2 separate regions of the Mus musculus genome follow, and region 2 is linked to region 1. The links are chromatin loops, found by intact Hi-C in ENCODE. Cell type or tissue: left cerebral cortex. All regions are shown on one strand.

The links. Peaks named below come from ENCODE experiments on the same cell type or tissue, not always from the same donor. Only the 100,000 strongest peaks of a DNase experiment are listed, where the experiment ranks them.
Region 2: it touches region 1 in a loop (8-fold over the local background); 3 of 42 quality-filtered maps call a loop at or near these places.

Annotation. Positions count from the first base shown.
Region 1 is chr10:110,381,347-110,389,346 of GRCm38, forward strand. It overlaps a transcript of Nav3 not described here. Among named protein-coding and RNA genes, the nearest start is that of 9230102K24Rik, 220 kb to the right of the region's middle. In left cerebral cortex, no CTCF peak of the experiment used is centred here; DNase peaks (open chromatin) are centred at 4,129 and 5,383; H3K27ac peaks cover 2,417 bases.
Region 2 is chr10:110,435,233-110,443,232 of GRCm38, forward strand. It overlaps a transcript of Nav3 not described here. Among named protein-coding and RNA genes, the nearest start is that of 9230102K24Rik, 160 kb to the right of the region's middle. In left cerebral cortex, no CTCF peak of the experiment used is centred here; DNase peaks (open chromatin) are centred at 4,607 and 5,375; H3K27ac peaks cover 3,549 bases.

The DNA.
Region 1 (8,000 bases):
CTCATTTATTGAGGGATCCTTGTAGGATGGTTTCTGCAGAGTGTGAACCATTGCTACATGGGAAACACTATGGACAAGTGAGAAAATAAAGAAACTTATATGCTGTGTAACTTCATGCAAAGATCACCACAGGTCCAAATGCCGAATTTTCACTTATATGATGTAAAAAAGAATCCTCAATGACAGAGTTTTGAAGCACTTTTCAGAGTCTATCACTGGCTTATTTTATGTTCACTAAATCGGGCTTTTATTAGGAAAACAAATGCATCTCTTCTTTGTCTTGATTACAGCCCCCTTACCGTGTGGTTATAACCAGGGGTCATATTGCTAAAGACACTAGAACCAATGAGAACTCTCATGGTGGAAGGCTCTAAGTGCCTACACCCACCTTCACTCCTTTTGCATGTTCAAAGTATAAGACAAATGATCCTTGCCCTTCAGTACATTCTGTCAGAGCTGTGGTCCTGGTAGATGGGCTCAATTCTACTGTCCCTGTTTGAGTGTCCCCTTAACCTCTCACCTGCGTCTTACCCCCACCAGACTCATAAAAGAAAACCATCTGCTTTTGATCCCATGATGAGCTGTTCAGTCTGACCAAACAGTACATCAATTTCATATAACTCAGGACAACTAACTGTAAGATATAACAATGTATGCTGTCTTGGTTAGAGGTGAGCATCACAATTTTATATATTTATAAAGTTATTACAGTTTTAACTGGCAACATTGAGTTAAACAAACTTTATGAGAAAAAATGTAGGGGTTAGCCCTCTCCCCACAAAAAAACAAATAAAATAAAATGCTGACATCTGATTATAAAGTGAACTTTAACTCTGGGGGCTACAAGAACTTTCAAAGCCACTTTGTAGATGAAGTTTCATACTAGATACATGTTTTCCTTTACTTTTTCTGATTGTAAAAACATGATTTCACTTCTTTTTTCCTAGAAAAGCCATCTTTTGCCTTCTACTGAATACCCACACAGCCCAGGAAAAGCAAAAACCAAACACCTAGGTTAAAAACTGTCTGTTGTCTCCTCTTCCATGTTATAATATATATGAATTAATTAATCAATTATTAATCAATTAATTCAGGAAGTAAATACTGAGCACATCTGAACCAGGCACCAAACTGCGAAGAAGATGGGCTATAGTCACAACCAGGCAAGTGATCTCTGGGCCATACACGATTTTGATTCTCAGAACTACATGTTGACTGACAATTCACATGATTTTCATCTCGAACCAAACACCAAAGACATGCCAAAAGCTAAAAACTATAATCTCACCCTCAGGAAAACTATCATTAACCTGTTCTCTCCGGCCAACTTTATTGCTGTTTTGCCTTTATTCAAAGTGAACCCCAGGAAGTTTTAGGCTCCGGTTAGCCTGACCAACAAGGTATCATTACAATGAGTAATCTTCACATATTTTTAAGGTATTTGAACCTTGTAGCTATAAACAAAACATGCCTGGTACCCGTGATAATGTTGCTGAATGTCACTCTCGTCAGAACTGGAAAGTTCTGGGAGGGTCTCACCCCCACATCCCTGCATCCCATGCTCCATCTACAGACTGAAACTTTGTTCACAGTTTTGCATTTCCGTTAAGTGATACCTTTGAGTTGAACTGCCTTCCCTGCTAAAGCCAAGTATATATTCTTTGATTCCTACTTAGAAGGCACATTAAAGGATAAGCCTCAATAAGATTACTGATTCAATGTTATTCAAAAGAGATTTCATTTAATTAGATTTTTGGACGTTGGGGGAAAAAAAAAGCATATTTAGCATGATGAGATGAAAAGGCTCTAAGCGAAGTTGCACATAATAATTTTAGAAAGGTTTTACCAGATAGATCATAATTAAGTCATCTCTCTGCTTGTACTGTCAACAGAATTTGAACATGGAAGATCATGCACACAAGCCAAACTAAAGAAAACGAAGACAAAACCAGAATACATTATTCAGGAAATAGAAATAGTGAATCAGATTAAAGCACACTGAAATTAATTTATTATAATTTTAATGTTGATATCAAAACATTTAAATATATGAAAAAGTAGACATGATTTCCTGGAATGCTCACTCCTTGAGTATAAAGTAACACAAAGACCTGTTACACTTTCAACTGGCATGTGAGACACATGACAATCCCATATAGTGATATGATATATATCATATATCACCTTGTGACTGATATATCATCACAACATTATAAATGTACATATGACATACTCCCGTAACCATAAAACCATAACTTTGTATCATAAAACTGAGAGAATCTGGGGTACTGGGTCAGAATACATGTGCATAGGAACATGCACACACACACACACACACACACACACACACACACACACACTTGCATACACACACACTTGCATTCACACACATCAGACTACAAATAACTACCTAGAAGTACAAACAATGTGAAATCACGGCACAATGATGCTAGCTTGCAGATGTGAACATGCCTTTTATTAAAAATGTTAACCCTCAAGATGGGTGCAACAATACCAATTAGTCTCTATTCCTAATCTCCAAAGTATACAATGAGGGGATCAGGGCTTGAAACAGTGCCATAGTTTTGAAAAAAAGGAAATGGCAAAGAAGAAATTGGCTTTGGATTAATGAGCTGGCATATACACTACAGCCTTAATGGGTAGCGCTGACAGGGTTCAATTATAGCGGAGTGTGCAGCCTCATTACTGCCAGTGGCTGTCACTTAGAGCGCTGGTGCAGAGGAGAGTCCAATGTCTTCAGACAAAGGCTAGAGAAACATGAAAACAAAAGACATTTACAGAACATCCTAAGGAGCAAAGATCCTAACACCCCTGAAGCATACACACACACACATACATATACAAAAGTGCACATATATATATATACACATACACAAACATAAACACACATGCACACAAACATACATACACAAAATGCATATATATATATGTTATATATATATATATATATATATATATATACATACATACATACACAGATATAAACACACATGTACACACACACACACAAACACACACATACTTTTTATATTTACATTGGGTGAAGTTTTTTTGGCTTGGCTTATTAATTGGCTATTATACCTAGGGCTTTTAGTCAGTACTATAATTGAATTAAGGGCCAGTGTCAAGGTAGTCTTTTTTAAGGGGAACTTAATTACTATTCTCCCTAAAAAATAGATTCCCCATTAACAATGTTCCTCATCTTACTGAACACTGACTGTTAACTTTGCCATTTCATTACTCTGCATCCTCTTATGAATAATTATCACCCTTTACTACATGATTTTTAATACAGAGTTTTAACCGTCTGACAGGGTTTTAAAAGAAACGGAGCTCCATGAATAGTTATATGTAAATTTCTAGTAAATTGTCTTCATGTTCTGAGGTATAAGTGAAAGGGGAAATTCACTAAGTGGAGATTTAGGAAGGCCTGATGAATAAAAGTTTCAACTTTGACTGAGCTCCTGCTACAGAGATCCATCCCCAAAACACGTTCTGTGGATTCACTGACGAAAGCCAAAAGTGTTCTCTTTCTTGTGAATGGAGTGCCCTGAATTTCTACAGGAACAAGTGCATACTCACCAACTGCTTCTAAGGGTTTGAGTTCATGTGAACAAAAGCAATTAGTTACTAAGATGATACATGCACCTATACCATTTATCAGTAAATATTGAATGCAACATAGTAAGCATTATTTGATGTGCAGTATCACCTCTCAATGGTTACTTGAACAGCAAATTACAATGCTGACTTTTTATTTCCCCTCCTGAAAAAAAAATTAGAACTGTAGGTAATGTTAATAACCCATCTTTAAATAATAATTGGATTACTTTTCAATAATATATGAACAGCAGAAACAAAATCAATCTTACTAGAGATAATTCAGGAAATGCTTTTGTGGTTTTTTTTTTTTTTAAAGACAGAAACAATAGAAAATTCTGATTACTCGGAAGATCATTTCCATCTCCCCTTTCCTGAAGCCATAATAAGAATGTACAGCTGAGACTGATTTAAGTCAGGAGTTCCGTCCCCAAGGCCTAAAGAGACCGATCCATAACTACACAGTACACAGACTGCTGAGCCAAGGGAGGCTAAAATAAGAAGAAACATACAGAGAAGAAATATCTCAAAGGAACGGGCCTTTTCCACGCTGAGCAAACCATAAAAAAAGACAACACATATTCACCTTCTTAGACAGAAGGTAAAAACAGCCAGCTTTGTAGCAGGGATTCAAATGGGAACTTTTCTAATAAAGATAGATGACAGGAATGAGGCAGAGTGGTGATTCCATTTTAGAAGCCACAAGGAAAACAAAGAAATAAATATGTCCATTTGTGTCTATCTTTTTAGATATATCCTCATTTTAACACTTGCAGTAATTCAAATGGGAACAAAATTAACTTATTTCTGCAAACCCTCTCCCTACAGATGGTTATACTCTGCTGATTGACTTCTAACTTGAAATATCTACTTAGCCCAGTGGTTCTCAACCTTCCAAAGGCTATTATCTTTTAATCCAGTTTTTGGTGTTGTAGTGAAACCAACCATAAAATTATTTTGTTGATTCCTCATAAAAGTAATTTAGCTACTGTTATGAGTTATACTATAAATATCTGATGTGTCAGATATCTGATATGTGGTTCCCCAAAGGGGTTACCACCCACAAGTTGAGAACTACTGACTTAAGCCAAAGGTGTTCTAGCCATCCAAGCATGCTACTGGTTCAGTTTTGGCTGCCGTATTCTATCCTTGTGTCTCTTGCCCTCACCAGTTGCAAAATCACCAAGTGCCTTGTTACAATAACTGCTTCAAGAGCCAACCTTCTAAGTTGGTCTGGGATGTATTAACAAAGCCTCCCCATTCCCTACATTTACTTCTCAATCCAGCTTCATGTTCCCCACGCAACTGAACCATCTTGATTGCTGAGCTGGAGTACCGTGATCTACAATGGAAATTCAGAAAAATGCCAATGAATATGAGAATCCAATGTGTAAGAGAGCTAGAGAGCATGGCATTGCAGTATATTCCAGTTGGCACCCAACAGTACCATGAACATGAATAAAGACACTTAAGTCTGAAGCTTAGAAGTGGGGGGAAATTAATGCAATTTTAGCAGGCTAAAAAATATGCAAATGATCAAGTATAGATGATGCACTGAAGCACAAAGACCTTAGCTATGGGGAAAGGTCGATTCTCACCACCACCGCCACCCTTTACTGTAATGCATGACTTCATTATATCCTAAGACCCATAGCACTTTGTGGTTTATGTTCCTTCTCATATTTGCCAAGTTAAGCCACAGAGTGTAGGATGAAGACCGCCGCCGCTAAATGCTGTGCAACCACTAAAAATATATTTCACAGATACCTCTGATCTCACAGGCATAATTGGCAGGGACCAAAATATACTGCGACCTATCTCATCATTTCCAGCCTACAGTGTTAACAAGTTCAAAGAAATATCTTTTTTTCCTTTGGGTCTTTAGTAAAGTCCTAAAAGACCCTATATGTTTTTATTAGGTATATTTGTGACTAAAACATGCTCTATTCCCTTCTGAAGGTGTCAAATGACTAATCTTTTATTCTTAAAATATAGAAAGCTATATATAAAAAGCCATAGTATAGTTACCAGCTGGAAAGAAAAGATGCCAAAACTGGAAAGAAATATGTGCAAAGAGATGGAGTCTGCTAAATACTTCACACCAGAGTATAGAATGGTTTATATATTTACTGCACAGCCTTTTGACTTCTAATATAATAAGTGCATTTCTATTTTTAAGAGAAAGTAACATAAAAATTAAATTAAAATTGTTATTGATAGTAAAACTATTTCATTTTAATTTAAGAAACAAATAAAAATGGTGTTTTTCCAGCAGAATGTGTCTCTGTTTCTCAAATCTCCTCTGAATGATGTTTCCATCTTCACATCTGAGGGCAGTCCATGGCCACGTGAGCTGAACACAGCACTCACCCACTACTCAGCAGACTTGGGAGATGAACACAGGTAAGCTAGATGTATCAAAACCTCCTTTTCTCTGGAGAACAAGTTTTGGTTGGTTTTGACCTCCAAGCAACAACATTCATTTCCTCCCCCCAGCTTGACCCAACTCACGTGTTCCATTCTCATCAAAATCCCAAGCCTAGGAGCAAGTCCATAATTTAATAGTCGCCAGATTATATCATCAGCTAATGTCTGTTCCACCCATAATCATACACAAGGCTATACATGATCACTCCAACTGCCAAGCCAACAATGGTGACTCTAATTGTGACAAATCATTGAAAACAACAGCGATTCTTCCTCTTAGCCAACACGCTCACAACACTGAAACTCAAACTCTTTATGTCTTCTCTTGATCCTATCTACCCTGATTTAATTGTACTTTCCAGGCTCAGAGTTCACCATATTTGATGCTCTAATTTCTTTCCTTCCATGACCACTCCAGTCTATCTCAGAAGCTGTAGATCAGTGATTCTCAAATTTTAATGTGCATGCTATAACCTCATAACCTATCTAAAGTGTAGACTTAGAAACAAGTTCAAGTTGGTGCTTCAGATGTTATACTTCCAAGCATCTCCCATGTGGTACCCATTCTGGATCACTTGGATAATTTGAATACCACATCTCTGTGACCCCTCTGGTTCTCTAGACTATGTCTAGTGTGGACATTTTTATTGTGACAAGTACCCTAACCTATTCCCACAGGGTTAGTAACAATATCCCATTACAAACAGAAAACATATGATAACAAAACACCCAGACTCTAAGGAAAGTCACTTCAGTTATTTCCAGTCATAGAGCCCATAGAATTATCTTGCCAATCTTCATATATAGATAGATGGTAGGTATCTATCTAGGTGTGTAGGTAGATAAACAAGTTGATGATTGATTGATATATAGATAGATAGATAGATAGATAGATAGATAGATGGAAGGAAAGAAAGAAAGAAAGAAAGAAAGAGAGAGAGAGAGAGAGAGAGAGAGAGAGAGAAAGAAAGAAAGAAAGAAAGAAAGAAAGAAAGAAAGAAAGAAAGAAAGAAAGAAAGAAAGAAAGACAGGAAGGAAGGAAGGAAGGAAGGAAGGAAGATAGATCATGGTTGGGCTATTAAATTCTAAATTCATTTAAATTAAAATAACTTACATATAACAACTCTAAGAAAATAACTTACATATTCCCAGATTCTAAGGAAAGTCACCTCAGTTATTTCTAGTCACAGTCCATAAAATTATCTTGCCAATATTCATACATAGATAGATGGTAGATAGGTAGCTATCTAGGTATGTAGGTAAATAAAAATAATTGATGATAGATAGATAGATAGATAGATAGATAGATAGATAGATAGGTAGGTAGATAGATAGATCATAGATAGATAGATAGATAGATAGATGATAGATAGATAGATAGATGGATGATGGTTGAACTCATTTAAATTAACTTACATAGAACAACTAAGAGACAGAGTCCATGTCAGTTCATGATACTTTAATTCAATGCATGCCACCCTCGGGTCCCATATGATACTGTGATTGAATGCATGCCACCCTCAGGTTCCATGCTGACATTACTGACATCCACAGGCACACCCAGGGTTTATTTCTCAGCATTGATAGCTGCATAGCACCAGCTTTTACTCCATAGAAATCAGACCTACATTACTTACCAATAGCTGCATCCTCCTCCAACAATACCACAGGTTATATTATAAAATAATCCACATCTGAGCAGGCTGCTTTCCTCTTTCACTATTCTCAAAGGGCTCTTTTGCATGAATATAAGAAAAAAATCAGCTCTTTTTCAAAGGATTCAAGGGAAAGGAGTGTCAAGCAATGTTTAACACCACAGTTAGAAACCTAGACTGTTCTGAGCCCTCTAGGCACCCATAAATAAAGCTAGATTTCATTATGGGCCTGACAGCATTATATAGCCCTAAATTTTTTATTTTATTTCAGCCCTAGACAAAAGCAGAGAGAAAGAA
Region 2 (8,000 bases), 54 kb after region 1:
TAATATAATAAGGGAAATATGGTGATTACTGGACTTACTGTCAGGGACATAGGGGCGTGATGCTGAACTAATTTTCTTTCCTCAACACACTCAAATGTCTTCAGACTCTCCCTAAAGCAATGAGAAACTATTCCAAAGAGAAAAACAATGCCAAACTGTGTGTGCCCTGAACACATGCTCTAAAGAAAGTGCAGGACCAAAGGTAGAAGCTGCTCCATGCATGAATAGCAAAGGTAGAAGCAGCTCCGTGCATGAATAGCATAGACCCTACTAGTATGGCTTCCTCTGGGGACTGTTGTGCCAGAGATGGGAACTACTAAGGACATGCACTTACAGAATTATTCCTCCCCAGTCATTCATTCGGCAGAAAAATCTACCCTGCCTCATATAATTAACTGATTAAAAGTGGTTTATGATTGAACTCTAACCAAATGAGCTTGCACTGATTGAAGGACACATTTCAACACTTCCATTAACAATGGCTGTACTTGGAATAACATCTTTACTCAAGGAGAGAATAAACTACTATTTGTATAATACTAACACCTGTAATAATGCATCCAGCTTTATTAGCTCACTTTGGGACCTGAAAAGCATCACACATGAGGACACTTTAAGTCATCGGTTTCTAAGGACAATGGGTAAATTATTCACAATGCTCAATTCTAGTAAGAATAAGAAAACAAGTTATGCTTTATCCCTTTATGATATATGGAAACGTTGTCTTTGGTAACTAGAATCCGCAGTCACTACTGACTTGGCAGAACCCTGTTCTAAAGATGAGAATATCCAATCCATCTGGTGGTGGGAAAGGGTGCTTCCTTTGAACTCAGTACTCACTAAATGAAACAAGTGAATCCTTATCTCCTTTCCCAACTCCTGAACACTATCACTAACTTTAAAATGTATACTGCTCCTTCCAATACTGTACAGACAAGGGAATACCTAGCAGTTAGAGGCCATACTAGCCTTTCTCGATCAACAATGAATTTCTTAGTCATGAGTAGCAGTTCCAAAGTCTAGAGATCGGTGCTTGTGGGTTTGAATTCCACACTATCAGTAATCACCTTCATGAAGTTAAATAAACCATTAACCCATCCTCCTAGCCCCACTTTAGTTACCTGTGAACTGATGACAAATGCATGTAGTATGTAGCTTTCTAATCTGAACTGATCACATGCTGTAAGACTTTGAGAAATATCAAAGGGAAGATACAAATACAGCTGATAGCAGGAAAGGATTCCTTATTCGCATTAAATGACCCTGAGGACAGTATTCCTTTATAGTTCCACTAGTGATTTTTTTTTCCTAAGCCAATTTGTAGAAACTGGAAATGGTTTGACATATCTCTTGTACCTTAGAAGCTCCTTTGGATTGTTTGTAGCTAGAGTTTGTAGAATAGAACTTGAGCACTTTCATTCCTTAGGCCAAGCAGATTCCTTTATCAGCACTGAGAGATGGTCTGATCGCCTATAGGCGATTGCAATTTACCCCCCCCCCCCCCCACACACACACACACGTTGTCTCAGCTGTCTATCATGGCAACTTGGTTCAGATGGGCTCTTGAAACGGAAAAACAAAGAAACACTTAGAACAGATAGTGAATGGGTTTGGTTTAAAAGTCACATTAACCTTTAAAATGACAGGCGGGTAGAATGCCATGTAATTTTTACCTCCTCATACATAGCCAATCAATTATCACTAAACTGCCGATCTTTTCCCTCTATTTCAGGGTCTAGACTAATGGTTCTTAACCTTCCTAATACTATGACCCTTTAATATAACACAGTTCCTCGTGTTGTAGTAACCCCCAACCATAAAATTATTTTCATTGCTACTTTGTAATTTGGATACTGTTATGAATCATAAAAGGATATGCAGGCTCTGTGAAAGGGCCATTCAACACTATAGGACTCACAGCCCATGGGTTGGGAACCAATGATTTAGAGACCTTCAAATCCTTCTCCTATCATACACCAGTGGTCTGTTCCTCTAGACAGACCAAGTTAATCCTCCCTGGCCCCATTTTATCCTCCCTCGATCAAACAAAGCTTCAGTATCTGCATGAAGTACAACCCTTTTCACTAAGTGGCTACACACACAAGGAACAAGCTGCATGTACCAGAAATCTGACCCTAAAGTCGTTTGCCTACATAGTGTTCCAAACCAATCCAAACCAAGACAAAAGCCAGTTATTTAGAGTTCCGAACCTGTCCAAACTGAGACGCAAGCCTGTTTGGAGACTAGCATGTAAATGGGGTTGTTACTGTGCTGAGCATGACAGTAGGGGGAAAAAAATGAAACACTGCATGTTTCAAGAATTAGAACCCAGTCAATATATTGTCTGCTGTATAGACACTGAATTTCAATGTATTCTTTTGCTCCACCAAGGGAGGGAGGGAGGGAGGGAGGGAGGGAGGGAGGGAGGGAGGGAGAAGAAGAAGAAGGAGGAGGAGGAGGAGGAGGAGGAGGAGGAGGAGGAGGAGGAGGAGGAGGAGGAGGAGAAGGAGGAGGAGGAGGAGGGGGAGGAGGAGGAGGAGGGGGAGGGAGGAAGAGAGAGAGACAGAGAGAGAGAGAGAGAGAGAGAGAGAGAGAGAGAGAGGCAGAGACATCAGAGCATCAGGCATATGGCACAAATCCTAATACAATGAGAGCAAAGAAGATACATAATGAAACCTTTTCCTATCTACAAGATCATCCTTCAAATACACAGAATTCACTTAATTCTCAGGTCCAGCTAGTCCTTCAAACTTAGGCACCTAACAACACCTCTAAGAAGAGGCTCAGAATGTAAATGAAAGAAGCCACCACAAGGTGGTCACTGTTAAATTGTGACTTCTGTTTTCAGATTTAAATACCTTCTAGAGGGTAATAAACTGCTTTATCAAAAAAATTAAACTGTAACTCTAAGGAAAAAATGAAACTAATAACATTTGCAAGAGGTTAATTTTCAAGAACTTGAATATGTAATTTACCACCCACTAGCTTTTCATTAACAGCCAACAACTCATCATTAAAAACTTCGCTCTGCTTAGCAGTCCTTGGGTACCTGCAAGTCACCTGACTACAAGAATAACAATTCCTCATCATTTGGTTTTCAAGGTAACGCATCCAAAGGGCTAGGGTGCGACTTCTCCATTGTAACCACATTTGAAAGAGCATAGTAGAAGCCACAAACAATTAGAAGCCCCGTGGCTTGGATTCATCGGACAAAGTAGAATGTCACAATATTAATGGAAAGTCAGTAAGAGTAAAACCTTTCTCCCACCAAAAAAAATATGATAGTCATTCTCACAAAACTGAGACATGGTAAGAAAAAATAAATTCCCGGTATTCTTAAAGCTGCAAAGAAAACAATTATTTATTAACAAAAACTATAGAGATCTGTGAAGTATCAAACCACTCACTTTACAAACATTAGGTGGGGCTGTAGAGATGACTCCATTAGTATAGCACCCTTCATGCACATACAAGGACCTGATTTACATCCCCAGAGCCCATTTTTAAAAAGTAAAAAGCATGGTGGTACACATTTGTATTCTCCATCTAACTGCTGGAAGGAAAGTAGGGCAACAATTCCTGGGGCAGCCTGGTCTACTTGATGAATTCCAGACCAATGAGAGATCCTACCAAAATTAAAAGGTGAATGGCACCTGAAAAATACCACCCAAGTTCCACTTTGGTCTCCATGGGCACGCGCACACACACACACACACACACACACACACACACACACCATGTTATTTTTACTAAAATACAAGGTCTTTTACTAAAACGTTCTTCACCTTGTGGTGTCTATAATATACTTGGTATACAAGGTTTATCACGATTTTGGAATGGACACAGTGGGGTTTTTTATTGTAAAATAATTCACATTCACTCATTAATACATATATCTTAACCAATGAAACCAGCCGTTCTGTGTTTCACTGGATCCTGAAAGTTTTGCTGTTGTTGAATAGAAATTCAAATGGCTACCTTAAACTGGACATGAGGAACTTTCAGATGACAAGTCAAACATGCAGTTTTATGCCTAGCCACAAGCTCACTGGTACTTATTCAGCCGTAAAAAGCCATCTGAACTCAGAGCTCATCTGTACACTATTTGAATGTCTCAGACTTCAGCTGACATTACTCTAGACACCAAATGGGTCGTGATAGTGAAAGTCGAAAAGATTAAATATACCCTACATTTTGTAGATCACCTTTTGACAATTTTGCTCGTATTGACATACAAAAATATACAAAGGAAAGGTTTCAAAATTGTTCCCCAAATCCAGCTGCCCCCAGTCAGGCTCCCATGTTGTGTTTGTCTCATGCCCTGATTTGGCTTTCCTATGGCTATTAACTTTTTAATTGTTCTCCCACAGATAGGTAACAAGATAGTTTTAGATTTACAGAAACATCGGGCTAGAGAGATGGCTTAGGAGTTAAGCGGTTAAATATTGCCCTTGCAGAGAAGCTGGGTTTGGTCTTCAGCAGCCATGTTGGGCAGCTTACAACTGTTGCCTGTAACTCAAACTCCAAGAGATTTGCTATCTTAGTCTGGCCTATGGGGGCATCTGCATCCACGTGCATCTATCTCAATGCAGACGCACATACACAGAATGTTTAAAGACTACAAACAAAAAAGATTTCCAAGTATATTTAGAGATGATCTTTCCTATGAGTTTAAAATGATGCAAGCTGCAACTGCCTTTTAAAGGACATTTTCAGTTCCTATATTAGCCAACTTCTTCCTACACATAGAGTTGCTATTCTTAATGAAATTAGCATACATAATTATGTAAGAAATTATGGTGCGTTATCTCTAAGTAATAAGAGCCCTTATAATCCTCACACCAATTGTAAGACAGTCACTGCTATCACCCCACTTTGCAGATGGAAGGACAAAACTATAGAGAGATTAATTCACATTCCTACCACCTGCAACATGGGCCATATTGTGAACTCATGACTCAGCAGGATCATTGGACAGTTTCCTCATTGAACAATTTGTATATTATGATGGAAGGCTCTTCAGTCTTCACTTTGCACTCACAAAGTTATCATATACATAAATATAAAAATGTTAGTGCATATATGTGTGTGTGTGTGTGTGTGTGTGCAATTCATGTTTAACTATCTTCAATGTTGACCGCTATCTACAGAATAAAGTATGGATTCTTTGATCTAGAATGGACCCACTTGGTGGGCTTTCTAACCTTCTAGCTGTACCGATCTACACTTGGTACAAATTCTTTCCTCCTGAGGACTAATTGTCCCCAAACTCTTCACATCCCCTTATGTCTTTGTGCACTTGCAGAGGCACATGCTGAAACACTCCCCACTGCTGTGGCCATCTGGCAGGTTCCCACTCATCCTTCGTGACTAAGTGCTAGCATCTCTCTGGGCCTCCTTCCCTGATGCATAGCCACCAACAGAATTATCACTCCCACCTCTGCTTTATATACCCCTCCTTAACACAGTTGGTACAATGGCAAAAGTTTCCTATCTAAAAACTTAGAAGCAAATTATATGTCCCATCAGCACTGAGACACTTAAAAGCAACACTCTGTCTTTCCTCTGGCACTGAGCAGAGCAGGCACGCTTCAAGAACACTAGGATATGTAAATGGTCTGCATGGAATCTGGCAAAAAAGCATCCTCTACATGCACATTCTACAATTCCGGGGGCTTTGCAGTTGGTGAGATTAAACTATGAAGGTGAAAATAACAGATACCTATGTATCAAAATAAAAAGCAAAATCAACAAAGTCTTGATATTGCATAGCTTTCTTTGTACCTAGCATCACAGATCCACCGTAGAGGAGACCTTGACCCACGCAGGACACAATTAGTTCCATTAAACTGGAATGCATGAAAAAGTGGCCAGATGTAAGAAACAGCTGAATCTCTACAGGCCTATCTGTCAAGGAACATATTGAGTCTTGCTTGAAAGTATAGCTACCTCCTTCCCATTGCTATATGCTTCCTTCTGCCAGGGCATATCCAAACACCACCCTTTCTAAGTTAAAGCCACTCCCTGAAGCAGGCATCCTGCATTTTCCCCTTAAAAGATTTTCTTTCTTTAACTAGTCCTCTCCATGGATGACCATAAAATCCCTAGAACTCATCATCTTTGCACATCTTATTTCACCAGCTAGGCACCAAATCCACAAGAACAAGACTACATTCATTTTGCTCCACTCAACCCCAGTATCTTGGCCAGTGTCTAGTGCACTGCAGAATGGAGAATAAAGCACTTTAGGTTCTACAGCATCTTTACAAGTGAGTGTGTGTGTGTGTGTGTGTGTGTGTGTGTGTGTGTAAAAACTAAAATTCACCAGGGTTTACAAATAATGAAAACAATCTATGACTGCATATTATAGAAATCCCAGGATGCATTTCAGGTAAGAAAATTTCTCTCCAGAATTCCATATTAGATATCTTTTATTTGAATCCATCATCCAGATTTAAAAAAAAAAAACTTTAAAATTTGGCATCAGTAGCTATCTTGTTACTTATTACATAGATACTACATTTCTAGAGTAAGTTGTGAGATTGGATTTTATTTCCAGTGGCTTTTATACCTTAAATGTATAAAGTTTATGTCAGAGGAAAAGAAATACATAGGACAAAGAGGACAGGGTCTTTGCGTGAGGGGTAAAAACACTTGATTTTAAACCACAGCCAAAAAAAAAAAAAAACCAAACTTTATAAATCTCTAGAAAATGGAAGAAAATACAACCAAGAACGTACACGCAGTTGCTAGGCAAACTAATCCACATTCCCCTCACACTTAGACATCAAAAGAATCAATAAGACAATTGATGTTCCCGAGGAGGATTCCGTCACCGACCAAGGACAGCACAAGGTGTATGCTTGAAGTTAGAGCTCTCGCTGGAATCAGAAATAGCATCACCATTCCCGTTGAGTTCATTGACAACGTTCCCCAAAATGTGAATTCAGACAACTACAACTGTCTCTCAGTAATAAACCATGATAAACATTTATCATACACACACACAGGCACAACAACAACAACAAATCCTGCCTTCTCAATATGACTCCTGCCCCTATGTTGAAACACACTTAGTAATTTGTGAAGTCTTTCCTCAGCTGATTCCCATGTGGAGGCTTCATGGTGGAACCTCCCACGTGGAGGACCAAAATAAATAAAAAAAAAAAAAAAAAAAAAAAGGACAATACAATCTTCGTTTACTGAAATGGCGAATGCTGAGGAACACAGGTGAGCCCAAGGTCCTTCAGTGACCAGGAGTTCACTACAGATTCTTATGGCCTTGCCACCACACCCTCTGTGGAGACCCAGAATATAGAACCAGAATACATACACCCCCCCAAAGTGATTTACAGTACCAAATTTGACAGTAAGCCAAGCTGACTCGTGGGCAAGTACAAAATCCATATCATGTAGCGTGAGAGGCCTCCATCAGGAAAATGCTTACCTGGCAAGTATGAAACCTGAGTTGGATCTCCAAAACCCACATTGAGGGAAAAAAAAAAAAGTCTTGACAGTTAGACGCATTATTTGTAATTACAGCACTAGGAGGGGAGAGACAGGCAAATAGATTCCTCCTCAGGCTGACTGGCTCTAATCTAATGGGCAAGCTCCAGGCCAATGAGAGACTGTCACAAAGTAACATAGTAAATAACAGTACTCAGGGTTGATCTGTGGTCTTCATATGCACGTGTGCACCTGTCTCATATGCATGCACAATCACATACACACACCACACACACACACACACACACACACCAGACCCATAATGACAAAGGCAACAACAACAAGATATAAATATAAAAACATCTCAAGATATTTAACTAAATGGCTTTCTTCTCAGGAACTCTTCGAAGCACAAGTGAAAATCAAACCACAGTAAGGTCACAGTTAAAAAATACCAAGGTGTGAGAATTGTGGCACATTGCAGACAGCCCTGGGGCTAATTATATTTGTGAGGGGCTGTGAACAAGGAATGAGTCAGCCAGAACTCAGGTGAT